Linked DNA regions of Homo sapiens: region 1 is linked to region 2. A link is a loop called in an ENCODE intact Hi-C map of the cell type or tissue named here. Cell type or tissue: PC-9. All regions are shown on one strand. Each heading gives the region's core, and the rest is flanking DNA. Links, peaks and the distances in the headings are about the cores only. Region 1 overlaps ARHGEF10L (Rho guanine nucleotide exchange factor 10 like). Region 2 has its middle 38 kb from the start of ARHGEF10L.

Evidence for each region. A loop is a pair of places that touch in the nucleus more often than their neighbours do. Peaks named below come from ENCODE experiments on the same cell type or tissue, not always from the same donor. Only the 100,000 strongest peaks of a DNase experiment are listed, where the experiment ranks them.
Region 1: it touches region 2 in a loop (4-fold over the local background); 10 of 110 quality-filtered maps call a loop at or near these places.

Annotation. Positions count from the first base shown.
Region 1 is chr1:17,566,385-17,574,705 of GRCh38, reverse strand. The region is part of intron 1 of ARHGEF10L (Rho guanine nucleotide exchange factor 10 like); the gene reads right to left. Among named protein-coding and RNA genes, the nearest start is that of ARHGEF10L, 31 kb to the right of the region's middle. RefSeq lists enhancers at 3,668-4,184, 4,701-5,217, 5,218-5,512, 5,734-6,250. In PC-9, for the core only: a CTCF peak has its summit at 1,753; a DNase peak (open chromatin) is centred at 4,885; H3K4me3 peaks cover 640 bases; H3K27ac peaks cover 3,286 bases.
Region 2 is chr1:17,497,635-17,505,955 of GRCh38, reverse strand. No RefSeq gene overlaps it. Among named protein-coding and RNA genes, the nearest start is that of ARHGEF10L, 38 kb to the left of the region's middle. In PC-9, for the core only: a CTCF peak has its summit at 3,454 (motif pointing left); a DNase peak (open chromatin) is centred at 3,475.

The DNA.
Region 1 (8,321 bases), core at 82-8,081, 69 kb before region 2:
GAAAACACAGGCAGAGCTATAGCAGGAGGGGCGCAGGCAGAAGAGAAGGATGAGGTGTGTGGACAGGAACCCGGCCTTGGTATGAAGCCAGCCCAGACAACACTCATCCTCTGCTCTCCAGCAGCCCCACTCCGAAGCAGGCAGCCCTCTGCGCCTCCTGTGCTTACCTGTCAGGTGCAGGTGTAAATAAGATGACATTGGACAACACTGGTAGGTTTGTAATGAATGTCAGTTTCCTTCCCACGGTTCCTGCCAGTCCCTGAGGACCAACAGCATTTTCTCATTTTACAGACTGCTAAACTAAGTCCAAGACAAACGTATTCCACCGGAACACCAGGCCTGAGATCACAAAATTTGAAATGACAATAGCTGACACCTCCGAGCACTGTCTGCACCGGGCCCCATACTGAACATTTTAGTTTGCATCTCATTTGATTCCCATAGCAGATGAGGAAAATGAGGCTGACAGAGACTGAGGGGCATCCCCAAGGCCACACAGCTACGGAGCCCCTGGGAGCAAGAGGGCAGGACCCTCAGCCTGGTCCCAGGCCCAGGGTGGAAGGGGGAGTAGGGGAGTGGGTGGGTCAGGGAGCGTCCTCCCAGACCCTCCTCAACCCTGCAGGTGCCAGAGCTGCAGAATCTGGCAAGGGACCACACACCCCAGCTCCTCCCTCACCGACCTGATGGACACTCAAAGGGCTTCCCGAGGTGGGGGCGGCTCCAACTTCCTTTCCTCTTCACCAGGGAGGGGGAGGGGAGCTCTGAGAAGGGGGCCTGCCTCACTGGGGCAGGGGCCAAGTTTGGTCAATGGCTGGAGCCTCAGACAATGGAGACTCTGTCCTGAGCCCAGAGTCGGTGGCACCCACCCTCCCGCACTGACCTCCTAGGGAGCCCCTGGTGAGGATCTGCAGGCAGGAAGAGTGGGGAGCACTGGGGAGGGGGCCCTGGGAGTAGGTCTCTGTGGGAAGGAGCCGACCCTGAGGCCAGGCCAGAGGGGACCCCTGGGGGCTGTTGCCTGGGAAACCAGAGCCAGCCTGGAGAAGTGGCTGGACAGCGTGGGAGGGGGGCGGCCCCAGACTCTATCTCCAGCCCCCCTCCTCTACCTCCTCCTCCTGCTCTTCCTCCTTCCCTCCCAGCCCCCAGACACATTAACCCCTTTGTCCCCGGCGATCCAGCCCAGCAGAAGGAGTGAAGAAGCTGAAGTGCCGGAGGAAGCCACCTGCCATCAGCTGAACTGACCCCCCTCTTCTCCAGAGAACCCCAGACCCTCAGCCCCACATCAGGGGTGTCCCTGTGATGGGGCACCGTGGCTCCCACCTGGAAGCCAGAGAGGGGACAGCAGCTGGCATGACACATACTGTGTGCCATCAACTCGCCCATCAGAGCCTCAGCTTCCCCACCTACAACAGGGATGCCCGCCTCCCAGCTGCTGGGCGTCCTCGCTGCTGGGCCCTCGCCACTTAGCATGAGAGTGTGTTTAGGCTGCAGGCAGCCTGAGAGGTGGGTTTCCTCACCTCCTTTTTAGACACAGGGAAGCTGAGGCTCAGATGGGAAGGGACCTACCCAAAGCCCCCCAGGAGGATGAGGCAGGCAGGGAAAGGGAGGTCCATGTGCGTCCCTGCAACCCAGCAGGTGTACAGACGGAAGAATGGCAGGAAAGAGCTGGAGCTCACGGAGGGGCACTGCCAAGGGAAACAGTAGGATTTGGGGGCACACACAGGGGTGTCTACCACTCCCCAGGCATCAGGGTGGAGCCAAAGGGAGGGGCAGCGTTGCTCCTGCTACACCTCAGGGCTGAACTAAAGCCTCCAGGGGGCCAAGCTGAGGTACAACCTTTGGGGAATCTGTGACCCCAGTTCACCCTCCTCACCTCCAGGGGTCAGGCTCACCTCCTCCACCTTTCACAAAGTAAGCCACTCATCCTTCCCCACTCAGCCAACTTCTCACTGCGCACCTACTGCCTGCCAGGCCCCAGCTTGGCACTGGGGACAAAGAAACAAAAGAGAGTTCCGGGTTCCTGTCCTCAGGCAGCAGCCACAGGAGGCCAGCGGGTACATACCCAAGGCAGGGGAGGGCACAGTGCCCCACTTCCAGATCAGAGCCAGGGCAGGGGCTAGGGGATCAGGCGTGTTCTGATCCTGGCTCCACCACTGGCTTAGGCTTCTTAGACTCACTTAGCTTTGTAAGTAAAAGGGGGGAGTGTGCAAGGAGGTGAGGCTCTCTCCAGTTCAGATGAGGAAGAAGTAAGGTAATAAACTTGGCCCAGCCCTGGGCAGGAACTCACCTAAAGCACAACAGAGGGACAGCAGGAAGGGGCCCGCACCACGCTCTCCATCGGTCACAGGTGGGAGCTAACCCACAGCTAAACTCTCCATGCCTGCAGAGTTTTCTACCCTGATATTCCCACAAGGCCCCATGGAGCAGGGGGCTGAGGAGGGCGTCCCGGGCTCCCAAAATGGACCCAGTACAAGGCGTTCTCCTCTGCCGGTGCCCTGGTGGTCTCTCCCAGGCCGCACCCTCCCACATCGGGTGGACTGACCCCCGCAAGCAAAGAATTCGGGCTGGGTCAGGGAGATGGTTGCGCACAGCTGGATCTCAGAATTGCTGCCCATCCATGGCCCCTGCCTTTCTGAGCGGAATTACCTGCAGGGGTCCCCTGCCCATCCCATCACTGGTCCACAGGTCTGCAGATGGGCAACTGGAGGAGCCCCCCCAAACTGGCCTCTGAGCTGATGCCAGAAATGAGATGGGGTAAGGAGGGAAGGGAGGAGTCTTTTGCATGGTACAAGGACGTCTTTCTAGGGTAGAAGCCGAGGCCACCAAGAGACGCAGCTCCTCTCTACTGGATCCTTCCCAGCAAATAGAAATATGTGGCCAGACATGGTGGTTCATGCCTATAATCCCAGCACTTTGGGAGGCCAAGGCTGGTGGATCACTTGAGCTCAGAGGTCCAAGACCAGCCTGGTCAAGGTGGTGAAACCCTATCTCTACTAAAAATACAAAAATTAGCCGGGAGTGGTGACGGGCACCTGTAATCCCAGTTACTCGGGAGGCTGAGGCAGGAGAATCACTTGAACCCAGGAGGCAGAGGTTGCAGTGAGCCAAGATCGCACTACTGCACTCCAGCTGGGGTGACAGAACAAGACTCCATCTCAAAAAAGTCATAATAAATAAATGAATAAATACGCTGCATTACTGCTCATCTGATCCCATACCCTCTCCACCCACTACCCCATTTCTCTGCTCCCCTTTACAAGACTTCCCCGAGGAGTGCCCATGCTCCGTCTCCTGTCCCTGTCTCCTATTCTGTGCTGAGCTACCTATTCCCAACCAAGTGTGTGCCCACCGCTTTGCCAGCCAGCTCACGAGGTCACCTGCGGCCTCCACTACACCGGTTCTGATGGACCAGGATGGGGAGAGAGGAGCATCTCGGTCCCCATTCTGCCTGACCTGCCAGCTGCTCCCTTCTTTCACGTCTCGCTCCAGCTCCCCTTCCTCCGCTCCTCCTTCCTCCCTCCAGGTTGGCAGTTCCCAGGTTCAGGCTACACCGCGGCTCCTCCCTGGGCCACCTGGGTCACCTGGCTCACTTCGTGGGTCCTAAGCCATGGCCATAGTGATGCCTCCAGCCTGTCCTGCCCTTGAACTCCAGGCTCTGCCCCTCTGCCTGCTCTGTGTCTTCACTCAGTGATTGATCGGGCATCTCAGCCTTAACGTGCCCATACCCACCTCCTGATCACCATGCTGCCAGAACAAAGAACCCTGCTCCTCCCAGTCTTCCCATCCCGCTTGCTAGCACCATCCCACCAGCTGCTAAGGCCAAAACCTTGGAGTCATCCTTGACACCTCTGTCTCACACCCAGGGCCCACCCTTCAGCAAACCTGCTGGCTCTACCTTCAACATACGCCCAGAATCCGAGCGCATCTCACCCCCTCCACAGTACCACCATGGCCCAAACCACCATCATCTCTCACCTGGGCTATTCAAAACGCCTCCTGACCAGTCCCTCTGCTCTCACCTCTACCCCTGCCCTGACATGTTGTTCTCAGCACAGCGGCCAAGTTCATCCTCCGCTCAGAGCCTGGAATGTTTTCTCACCTCATTTAAGGAAGACCCAAGCCCTCATCTTGATCTCTGAGGCCCCACGTGTCAGAGCCCCCACAACCCCCCCGACTTCATGTCCTACCTCTCTCCACACAGCTCACTCTAGTCACCACCACCTTCCAGCTCCCTGAATGCCCCAAGCATGTTTCTGCCTCAGGGCCTTTGCACTTGCTGTTCCCACTGCCTGAAATGCTGTTCCCCCAGATACCCACACACTGCTGCCCTCACCTTCAGGGCTCTGCTCCAAGGTCGCTGTATCAGAGGCCTTCTCCTGACAGCCCACACACATGCCCTGACCCAGTGTCCCCATCCTCACAGGATTTAACACCTCTGGCAACTACAAATTTTAGTTATTTATCAGTTTCCTCCTATGAGAATGTGGACTCCATGAAGGCAGGACTGTGACCACTGTTCACCGCTCTTATCTGCACCCATGGCACAGGCCTGACACACAGGCGACCCAAGGCACAGTTGCCAAAGGAATGCAGAAATCCCTCGTCCCAAGTCGGGCCCCTGGGGAGGAGGCGGCCACAGCTGGGCCCCTCCCTTCTGAAACCAGCCTGCACCCAGGACAGCTCCTCCCCAGTAAGGTTCACAAACAGATTCACAGCCAAGTTGCAAAGGGGCAGTTCCCCAAAACCAGAGTGGAAAGAGGTCTGGGGCTGATGCCAGGAAATGGTCAGAAGGGGAGGAGTGGGACAGGGCCAGAGGAGGACTTGGACTATTTTTAAAAACTCTCTCCCAAAAAGACCACATTCTTCCTCTGATGAGTCAGAAGCATGTGGCCGGCAAAGGGGACAGGATCCGCGAGCCTCCGCGGCTGCCACCGTCACCAGGCAGGCACATACCCCAGCCTTTCCCACGGGGCAGGTGTGAGACCCTGGCGTCTATTCAGTTTCCCAGGGAAGGAGCAAGGCTGGGCACCGGTGTCCCAGGTTGGCAGGCCACAGAGAGCAAACCAGGCCTCCCTTTCAAAGCCCACAGGGTCCCATCTGGCTCCAAGCTCTTTCTTCAGGCCCAATCTCTGTCTGGCAGGGAGGGGCCTGTTCACTCTGTCCCACGAGGGAGCTCTGGGCAGGAAAGAAACAGCCTTTGCAAAGCTTAGAGCTAAAAACAGCTCAACCCACCCAACAACGGCAGGGCAAGCAGGCCAGCAGCATCTGAGGTCTCCTGAAATGCAAGCCCAGCATGGAGCCCCAGGACCCCCGGGGGCCCTCAGCCACACAGCCCAGGATAGCTCTGGCTGAATTCAGAGCAGCCAGCACTTATGATTCAAACCACACCCCTCAGTGATGTGCTGTCCTCCCCAGATAAGGGTGTGAGTGCAGTTCCAGCTGTTCTGGGGCACCTCTGGCGGGAGTTGGCTCTGAGCACTGCTCCAGGCCAGGGGATGCCTGGTGCCTCCCCTAATCCTCCCACCAGTTCCTCCAGGGGCAGAGCCAACCCACGAATGGCAGGTACCTGACCCTGTTTTACAGAGGAGGAAACTGAGGCTCAGAGAGGGAGAGAGATTTGTTCAAAGCCAAGAATCTGATCAAAGGTGGATCCATGATTAGACCCAAGGTCTTTCAGCTGTGACTGGAAAGATCCATCAGGATCAGGCCAATGGGTCCATCCCACTCCCTTGCAATTAACTTCACAATCTGAGAAGATGCGGACTGGGGCTGTGGGAAGGGGACAGGGAAGACTGGGCTGGAGGTGTTGGGGGAGGGAGAGCAGGGAGGGATGGCTTCAATCATTAAAAGGATTTGCCCTGAGTCCTGTTGTCCTGAGTTGAAGTCAAATCCGGGACCAGGATCCCCCAAGAGAACTGTTCCCAAACACCCGTCCTCTTTCCCTATCAGCTTTAACAAGAGCTGAACTGCTGCTGACCAACCCTGTGGTGCGACTTACGAGGAACCAGACAATGCGGATGCCGCCCACAGCCTGGTCCTAAACTCCCCCTAGTATTCCTTCTGCCTTGGCATGGAAGCCACACTGGGTGTAATGAGCTTCAAGCACCCCCCGACATCCTGCAGGCAGAGACACCACTGCTTGCCCAGTGAAAAATGGGACCACTCTACTCCAGGTCATTTCTGCTCTGAAGCAATCTCTGGTCCTGCCAGTGTGCCCCCCAGGTTCCCCTTTTTGCCATGTCACCATCATGCCCTGGGTAGGGATTTTTAGGAGACTGAGCTCTGTGCTCGATCCCAGCTGAGGCCAGCTGTGACACAGATGCCATCCACTGCTCCGATCCCTGGTTTCCTCTTCCATACAATGACAACTATAAGAATCACCATGCACAGGGCTGTTCTAATGATTAAATGAGATAATAATTCTCAGAAAGTGCTTCACTGAGAGCCTGGAACACAGTAAGTGCTCAATAAATGTTTGTTGAATGAATAAATGACTGCCTCCTGCTAAATGAACAGCAGCACCGGCCTACAAGAAGGGGTGGTGTCCCAGGCTAGAGCTGAAGGGTCCCAGAGCTCCCCGTCACTGCCCTCCAGGAAGGCACTGCCTGCCTGGATGGTGAAGGCAAGGCTTAGGAGGCAGCCCCTCTAGCAGCATCTGACCATGCAGTACCTGCCCTCACTGAAGTGCTACAGGAAGCCATCAGCTTGGCCCAGTGCTGAGCACCCAAAAGCCTGCACCCAGCCCCTTCCTCTTTTAAAGTCAAGATTCCAGGGAAGAGGGTCAAGGACAGGAAGGGGGAGGATCCAAAAATGAGACAGCAAGGCCAGAGTTGCCTTAGTTGGTGCGAAATGCAGCAATGACCAAGCTCTGTGCATGGTGCCAAAGAGACATTCCAATTCCCTGCATCCGCATAGTCAGCACAGGGCCAGCTTGGAGCCATCTGCAGACATGGACCCTTCAAGCAAAGCACGCCGGCTGGAGAATCAGCCCCGGGAACTCAGGTTCCACTTCCTGACTGGATCTCAAAAAATATTCTGCTAGGCTGGTCACAGTGGTTCACGCCTGTAATCCCAGCACTTTGGGAGGCCAAGACAGGTGGATCACTTGAGGTCAGGAGTTTGAGACCAGTCTGACCAACATGGTAAAACCCTGTCTCTACTAAAAATACAAAAAAGGAGCTGGGCATGGTGGCACATGCCTGTAATCCCAGCTACTCAAGAGGCTGAAGCAGGAGCATCGCTTGAACCTGGGAGGCGAAGATTACAGTGAGCCGAGATCGCGCCATTGTACTCCAGCCTGGGCGACAGAGTGAGACTACATCTCAAAAAAAAAATTCTGCTCAATTTAGGGACAGCAAACCCCTCCAGGCAGCAAACCTTCAATGATCCACCAGCATGTCCCCAATGTCACTTGACACAGGAGCATCCCAAGTAACCAGCAGAAAGAGGCCAGTGGCCTGGGAAGGTGGGATCAAGGGCTCGCTTCTTGCAGACTGCCAGCAAGCATAACAGGTGCCCAAAAATGCTAGCTGGAGGGGCGGATGCACGGATGGCCACCTGGACACTGCCTGCCAACACTGAGCCTTTGCCAGGTCTATCCAAGGTCGTCCTGTGGCCCAGTTCTTTGTCAGAGGACAGGGACACGGGGACACCATCTGCTTCCAGATCAGGGTGCAAAGCAGGAAGAGAGTGATGGCAGTCACATCTTCCACACGTGCTTTGTCAGAGCCAAGGTCTCCAGACCCCGCTCCCTCACTCTGGGGACTTTTAAGTTCAACGGCATTCGAGAGGGTGACAGAAAAGCCAGTCTGCATCCCTTGGCATCCCTCTGCCATCCAACAACCCCCCCTTGCTCATTCAGCAAATCTTTATTGTGCCCCAGGAAGCACTCGAGGTTATGGGGTTTGCTGATGAGCACTTGGTCCCCTGGTCATAGGTGCTGTGAGGTGAAGGAGAATACCGGGGCTGAACTGAGATTCAAGAGGACAGTTGAACATCTGGACTCAACTCTCCCAGGTCTGATACTGGCCCTGCATACTCCATGTGGCCATGTGATGACCGGCCCAACACTGCATCCACACAGAACAGGGCACATGAACACCTGGCAATGATCCAGTTCATTCCGCCAGGGGCCCTGCTTCTCTGTGGCCTGGGCAAGGTGCACAGCCTCCAAGGGCCCCTCCACATCCCAGAAGATGTTTGTGTTTTATGCCAAACCAGATCACTGATGCTCCCAAGGTACATGGGATGTTGGGGAGGGAGACAGTATTGGATTTCAAAATTTCCATCCCACCTTGATTTATAGTTACAGCTTTACAGATCTA
Region 2 (8,321 bases), core at 223-8,222:
TCCCTGTGCTGGCATACAGTAGGTACTCAATACGTGGAGCCGCTATTATGCTATTGTGATTTCTATTACCATTGCTTCCAGCTGGGCGCAGTGGCTCATGCCTGAAATCCCAGCACTTTAGGAGGCCGAGGTGGGTGTATTGCTTGAGCTCAGGAGTTCGAGATCACCCTGGGCAACATGGTGAAACCCATCTCTACCAAAAATACAAAAATTAGCTGGGCATGGTAGAGGGCACCTGTAATCCCAGCTACCCGGGAAGCTGAGGCAGGAGAATTACTGGAACCTGGGAGGCGGAGGCTTCAGTGAGCCAAGATCACACCACTGCACTCCAGGCTGGGTGACAAAGTGAGACCCTGTCTCAAAAAGACAAAACAAAACAATATTGCTTCTTTTTATTTTCACTTTACTACTCTCCCAACTTGAGGACTCAAGCAGAAAGCAATACCTAACACTCATTCACTGCTCATATGAAGTTGTAAATGTTGTTCACCAAATACTTCCAGCTGTCCCCTTCTAGAAAGAAGGATGGGCCCTTTGGGTGGGTGGGGCCGATGAGTCCTGAACTCCCTCCTGAGCTTCTCTTTTCTCTCTGGGGCAGTGGCCAGAAAAGTGCTGAGATGAAGAACGTCACCAGCCCTGGACTCTACGTGACCATAATGCTCACAGCTCCTGGTCCACCTACTGCAGACATGTAACAAGGGCAAGAAATAGACGCTTGCTGTTTTGTTGTTGTTGTTGCTTGAGATGGAGTCTCACTCTGTTGCCCAGGCTGGAATGCAATGGCACGATCTCGGCTCACTGCAACCTCTGCTCCTGGATTCAAGCAATTCTCCTGACTCAGCCTCCCGAGTAGCTGGAACTACAGGCGCCCGCCACCATGCCTGGCTAATTTTTTTGTGCATGTGTGTATTTTTAGTAGAGTCGGGGTTTCACCGTGTTAGCAAGGATGGTCTTGATCTCCTGACCTTATGATCTGCCCACCTCGGCCTCTCAAAGTGCTGAGATTACAGGCATGAGCCACCCCGCCCAGACTTTTTTTTTTTTTTTTTGAAACGGAGTCTTGCTCTGTCGCCCAGGCTGGAGTGCAGTGGCACGATCTCGGCTCACTGCAACCTCCGCCTCCTGGGTTCAAGCGATTCTCCTGCCTCAGCCTCCCTAGTAACTGAGATTGCAGGCGCGTGCCACCATGCCCAGATAATTTTTGTATTTTTATTTTTTTCCAAGACGGAGTCTTGCTCTGTCACCCAGGCTTGAGTGCAGTGGCCTGATCTCGGCTCACTGCAACCTCTGTCTCCTGGGTTCAAGCAATTCTCCTGCCTCAGCCGCCCGAGTAGCTGGGATTACAGGTGCCTGCCAACATACCTGGCTAATTTTTGTATTTTTAGTAGAGACGGAGTTTAACCCATGTTGGCCAGGCTGGTCTCAAACTGCTGACCTCGTGATCTGCCCACCTCTGCCTCCCAAAGTGCTGGGATTATAGGCGTGAGCCACTGTGCCCAGCTAATTTTTGTATTTTTATTAGAGATGGAGTTTTACCATATTGGCCAGGCTAGTCTCGAACTCCTGACCTCGTGATTTGCCCGCCTCCGCCTCCCAAAGTTCTGGGATTACAGGTGTGAGCCACCGGACCTGGCCGACCTTTGCTGTTTAAAGTCACTAATATTTGGGATTGCTAATTTTTTTTTTTTTTTTTTGAGATGGAGTCTTGCTCTGTCACACAGGCTGGAGTGTAGTGGCATGATCTTGGCTCACTGAAGCCCCCGCCTCCCGAGTTCCAGCGATTCTCCTGCCTCAGCTCCCCAGGTAGCTGGGACTACAGGCGAGCACCACTACTCGCGGCTAATTTTTGTATTTTTAGTACAGACAGGGTTTCACCATGTTGGCCAGGCTGGTCTCAAACTCCTGATCTCAGGTGATCCACCTGCCTCAGCCTCCCAAAGTGCTGGGATTACAGGCATGAGCCACTGGGCGCAGCCTAGGGTTGCTAATTATGGCAGCACCACCAGGCCCGTTCCAGCTGATATTCTCCATGTCAGACACTGTGAGAAGAATCTTATGAACATTTAATTTATTCCTCATATTGCTTCTCTGGGACAGAGACTACTATCATATAGCGTTACCTGTTTCACAGATAAAGAAATTGAGGCGGCCGGGCGCGGTGGCTCACGCCTGTAATCCCAGCACTTTGGGAGGCCGAGGCGGGTGGATCACGAGGTCAGGAGATCGAGACCATCCTGACTAACACAGTGAAACCCCGTCTCTACTAAAAATGCAAAAAAATTAGCCAGGCGTGGTGGCAGGCGCCTGTAGTCCCAGCTACTAGGGAGGCTGAGGCAGGAGAATGGCATGAACCTGGGAGTCAGAGCTTGCAGTGAGCGGAGATCATGCCACTGCACTCCAGCCTGGGCAACAAAGCAAGACTCCATCTCAAAAAAAAAAAAAAAAAGAAAAGAAATTGAGGCTCACAGAGTATGCAAATGGACCATGACCATTTCACTATAATTGGCCATATCAGTTAATTGTTGCTGCATAATAAACTAATCTAAATGGAATGACTTATAAAATGATAAGCCTCTATTACAGTTCAGGATCTGCAGGTTCGCCGTGTGGTTTTGCTGGCCAGGGTTGAGCTAGGTTGAACTCAACTGGACTTGGCTTTCTCAGGAGTCTGCTGTCAGCTGGCAGGCCTGATGGGGACAGGCTGGTCTAGGATGGCCTTGCTTGGGACACTCTCCTCCTCATGGTCTCTCATCCCCCTGCACTCTAACCCAGGCTCATATCACACCAAGGTCCGAGAGAGAGAATGTGGAAGTGGGCAAGACCTCTTGAGGGCCTGGCTTGGAAGCCACAAGTCCTCACTTCCATCACTTCGTATTGGTCCAAAAGAAGTGGAAAAATATGCCTCAACAATGGGAGAAATGAAGCATGGTGGCTATTTTTGACACGCACACAGTGGTTGGCTCAGGACTGGAACACAGACCCGTCACTTCACTATTATGTCATCCTGACCCTACTTCCAGCTCAAATTGCCAACAGGCACCTTGTTGAGGATGGAACTTGCACTTCTTCCCTTTCCAGCTCAGGCCCATAAACATTCTTCTGAGGATGAGTTACCCCACGGAGAGCTTCAGAGGCACAACTTTTTTACTTATTTATACCTATTTGCCTGGCCACCCATGCATTTATGAGATTCCTATTGCAGGAATTAAATTCACAGCACAGGCAGCTGGGGCACAGGCAAGACATCACAGAAAGGAAAGCAAGTACGAGGAGGCCTTGGATCACATGGCTTGGCAGGGGCCCAGTCCCCAAGGGCCCAGTCATGAGTATCATGGATCATTCCCATTTATAATGCTGTCCTCACGAAACCATCTCCGCAGAAATCGGTCGAAGAAGGCAGCAGCTGCAGCCCCAAGGACTGGGAAACCACAGAGGGTTCTTCGATGCGCATGGCGCCCCCTGGCGTCGTGCACTGAGCAGCACCTCCAGGACTGCGGGGACTGTATGAAGGGCATGATCCTGTGCCCCTTACCCCGCCCCATAGGCAGCCTCTGGGCTTGCAGGTGTGGACCTTGAACCAGTCACTCAGTGTTCTGGAGCCTCAGTTTTCTTGTCCACTAATCAGGATTATGATGCTACCTCTCATCCTGGCTCCGAGGAATCAATGAAATAAAAGGTTAGAGCCTGGTGGTGGCCACAGAGCATCTTTTCCTCCATCCAGAGGTCAGTAGCTCCACCTCCCCAATCAGAAACAGAAACATAGCCAGGTGCGGTGGCTCACGCCTGTAATCCCAGCACTTTGGGAGGCTGAGGCAGGAGGATCACAAGGTCAGGAGTTCGAGACCAGCCTGACCAACATGGTGAAACCCTGTCTCTACTAAAAATACAAAAATTAGCCAGGCATGGTGGTGGGAGCCTGTAATCCCAGCTACTTGAGAGGCTGAGGCAGGAGAATCGCTTGAACCCAGGAGGTGGAGGTTACAGTGAGCCGAGATCGTGCCACTGCACTCCAGCCTGGGCAACAGAGCAAGACTGTGTCTCCAAAAAAAAAAAAAAAAAGAGGAAGAAAGAAACAGAAATATGAATGCCAACCAATGTGGAACTCAGGGTCAACCCTCACCATTAGTCTCAGGGTGCTCACCTGGACAATATACTCTTGTATTGCTCAAGTAAAAATCACATAGAAACCCTGCAGGAGATAAAAGATTTCTTTGTTTTGTGTGTGTGTGTGTGTGTTGTGTGTGTGTGTGTGTGTGTGTGTTTGAGACAAAGTCCCTTTGTCACCCAGGCTACCCAGGCTGGAGTGCAGTGGCGTGATCTCAGCTCACTGCAACCTCCACCTCTCAGGTTCAAGCAATTCTCCTGCCTCAGCCTCGATCCACCTGCCTCGGCCTCCCAAAGTGCTAGGATTACAGGCATGAGCCACTGAGCCCAGCTGAGAAGATTTCTTTTCCTCACCCATCACTAGGTTCTTGGCTGAGCCACCTGTAACAAAAAACAAATTAAGAGAAAAGCATAGTGATGTGTTTAATATAAGTCCTACATGCCACGGGAGGCTTCAAAAATGAAAACCAAAAGAAACAGGGAAACTTCCCAGCTAGAGCAATCAGGCAAGAGAAAGAAAGAAAGAGCATCCAAATTGGAAAAGAAGAAGTCTAGCTCTGTTTGCCGATGATATAATCACCCACCTACAAAACCCTAAAGACTCCTCCAAAAGACTTCTAGATTTGTAAACTAATTCAGTAAAGTCTCAGGTTACAAAATAAATGTACACAAATCAATAGCACTGCTATACACCAACAACGACCAAGCTGAGAATCAACTCAAGAATTCTATCCCTTCTACAATAGCTGTAAAAACAAAGTAAAATACCTAACAAAATATTCTTTTTTTTTTTTTTAATAAAGATAGGGGTCTCACTATGTTGACCAGGCTGGTCTCGAACTCCTGGCCTCGAGTGATCCTCCCATCTCACCTCCGAAAGTGCTGGGATTACAGGCATGAGACACCATGCCTGGCCTCTTAGGATTATTCTTAACCAAGCATGTGAAAACTCTTTCTGGCTGGGCATGGTGGCTCACACCTGTAATTCCAGCACTTTGGGAGGCCAAGGCAAGTGGATCACTTGAGGTCAGGAGTTCAAGACCAGCCTGGCCAACATGGCGAGACTCTGTCTCTACTAAAAAAATTGAAAAATTAGCCAGGCGTGGTGGCACACGTCTGTAGTCCCAGCTACTCGGGAGGCTGAGGCACAAGAATCGTTTGAACCCAAGAGGTGGAGGTTGCAGTGAGCCGAGATTGTGCCACCACTGCCCTACAGCCTGGGTAACACAGCAAGACTCTGTCTCAAAAAAAAAAAAAAAAAAAGAAAGAAAGATCTAAGGAGATCTACAGAACACTGCTGAAATAAGTCATAGATGACACAAGCAAATGAAAATACATCCCATGCTCATGGATTAGAAGAATCAATATCATGTAAATGACCATACTTCCCAAAGTCATCCACCGATTCAATGCAATTCCTATCAAAATACCAACATCATTTTTCACACAATTAGAAAAAACAAGGGGCTGGGCATGGTGGCTCACGCCTGTAATGCCAGGACTTCGGGTGGCCGAGTTGGGTGGATCACGAGGTCAAGAGGTCAAGACCATCCTGGCCAACATGGTGAAACCCCGTCTCTACTAAAAATACAAAAAATTAGCCGGGCGTGGTGGCAGGCACCTGTAGTCCCAGCTACTCGGGAGGCTGAGGCAGGAGAATGGTGTGAACCCAGAAGGCGGAGCTTGCAGTGAGGGGTGATCACGCCACTGCACTCCAGCCTGGGTGACAGAGCGAGACTCCATCTCAAAAAAAAAACAAAAAACAAAAATTAACTGGGCATAGTGGCTCGTGCCTGTAGTCCCAGCTACTCAGGAGGCTGAGGCAGAAGAATCACTTGAACCCAGGAGGCGGAGGTTGAAGTGAGCTGAGATCACACCACTGCACTCCAGCCTGGCAACAGAGCAAGACTCCATCTCAAAAAAAAAAAAAAAAAAAAAAAAAATCCTAAAATTCATATTGAACCAAAAAAGACCCCAAATAGCCAAAGTAATCCTAAGCAAAAAGAACAAATCTGGAGGCATCACATTACCTGACTTTGAATTATACAAGGCTATAGTTATCAAAACATCATGATACTGGTATAAAAGCAGACACATAGGCCAACAGAACACAACAGAGAACCCAGAAATAAAGCCAAATACTTAAAACCAACTGATCTTCAACAAAGTATACAAAAACATAAATTGGGGAAAGGACACCCTATTTAATAAACGGTGCTAGGAAAACTGGCCACATGTAGAAGAATGAAACTGGGCCAGGTACAGTGGCTCACACCTGTAATCCTAGCACTTTGGGAGGCCGAAGTGGGTGGACCACCTGAGGTCAGGAGTTCGAAATTAGCCTGGCCAACATGGTGAAACCTCATCTCTACTAAAAATACAAAAATTAGACGGGCATGGTGGCAGGCGCTGTAATCCCAGCTACTGGGGAGGCTGAGGCAGGAGAATTGCTTGAATCCAGGAGGTGGAGGTTGCAGTGAGCCGAGATTGCACCACTGCACTCCAGCCTGGGTGACAAAGCGAGACGTCGTCTCAAAAAAAAAACAAAAAAAAGAAGAATGCAACTGGATTCCTATCTATCTCTCACCTCATACAAAAATCAACTCGAGATGGTCAAAGACTTAAATCTAAGGCCTGAAACAACAACAATTCTAGAAGACAACATTGGAAAAACTCTTCTGGGCATTGGCTTAGGCAAACAATTTATGACTAAGAACCCAAAAGCAAATACAACAAAAACAAAGATAAAAATGGGACCTAATTAAACTAAAAAGCTTCTGTACAGTGAAAGAAATAATCATCAAACAGACAACCCACAGAATGGCAGAAAATATTTACAAACTATGCACCCGACAAAGGACTAATATCCAGAATCTATAAGGAACTCAAACAAGTCAGCAAGAAAAAAACAAATAATCTCATCAAAAAGTGGGCAAAGGACATGAATAGATATTCCTCAAAAGAAAATATACAAACGGCCAACAAACAAATGAAAAAATGCTCAACATCACTAATCATCAGGGAAATGCAAATTAAAACCACAGTGAGATACTACCTCACCCCTGCAAGAATGGCCATTATTAAAAAGTCAAAAAACAATAGATATTGGCATGGATGTGGTAAAAAGGGAACACTTATACACTGCTGGTGAGAATGTAGATTCTCACCAACAGTGTATAATCTGTTGTACAGATTATACAGATTCCACAGAATGTACAACCTCTGTGGAAAAGAGTATGGAGCTTTCTTAAAGAACTAAATGCTGGGTCTGTCCTGCAGACCCTGGCTGATGGATGAAATGAGTACTCAGACACAGGTATGCAGTGTAAGAGCAACTAGGTGGCTGCCTGGCTCTCGTGGCCAGAGAGCAGTCCCAAGAAGCTGGAGCCGCTTGCTTTTATTCAGTGCAGGCACAATGCCAAAAACCTGGAGCCAACACAACCTGTAAGTAATTAACATTAATTGTTCCCCTTTCAGCAATCTCACACGTGTGTGAGGATGATCAAAGGTCAGTTGCTGGTCAACATAAGTAAACAAGCCTGTTTCAGATAAATTCCTCTACACTCCCTTCTACCTACTCCTTGCCCTCTGCCTGAGGGTTATAGAACAGTTGCCTTCAGCTATTCTCCCCCGGGGCTCTGCAGAACCTTCCGACCTTTCAGAAGATTTGCGTCCTTTCCCGGTAGTTTTTCCCACCTCTCTGACCGATCCCCCACAACTAAAAGTAGATCTACCATTCAATCCAGCAATCCCACTACTGGGTATCTATCCAGAGGGAAAGTAGTCATTAGGCTGGGTGCTGTGGCTCACACCTGTAATCCCAGCATTTTGGGAGGCCAAGGCAGGCATGCGGATCACCTAAGGTCAGGAGTTCAAGACCAGCCTGGCCAACGTGGTGAAACCCTGTCTCTACTACAAATACAAAAAAGCCTGTAATCCCAGTTACTCAGGAGGTTGAGACAGGAGAATTGCTTGACCCCAGGCGGCAGAAGTTGCAGTGAGCCAAGATTGTGCCACTTCACTCTACACGGAGCAAGACTCTTATCTCAAAAAAAAAAAAGATACCTATATGCATATATTTATTACAGCACACTTCACAATTGCAAAGATATGGAACCAACTTCAGTGCCCATTGACCAATAGGTGGATAAAGAAAATGTGGTACGTATACACCATGGAACATTACTTGGGCATAAAAAAGAATGAAACAATGTCTT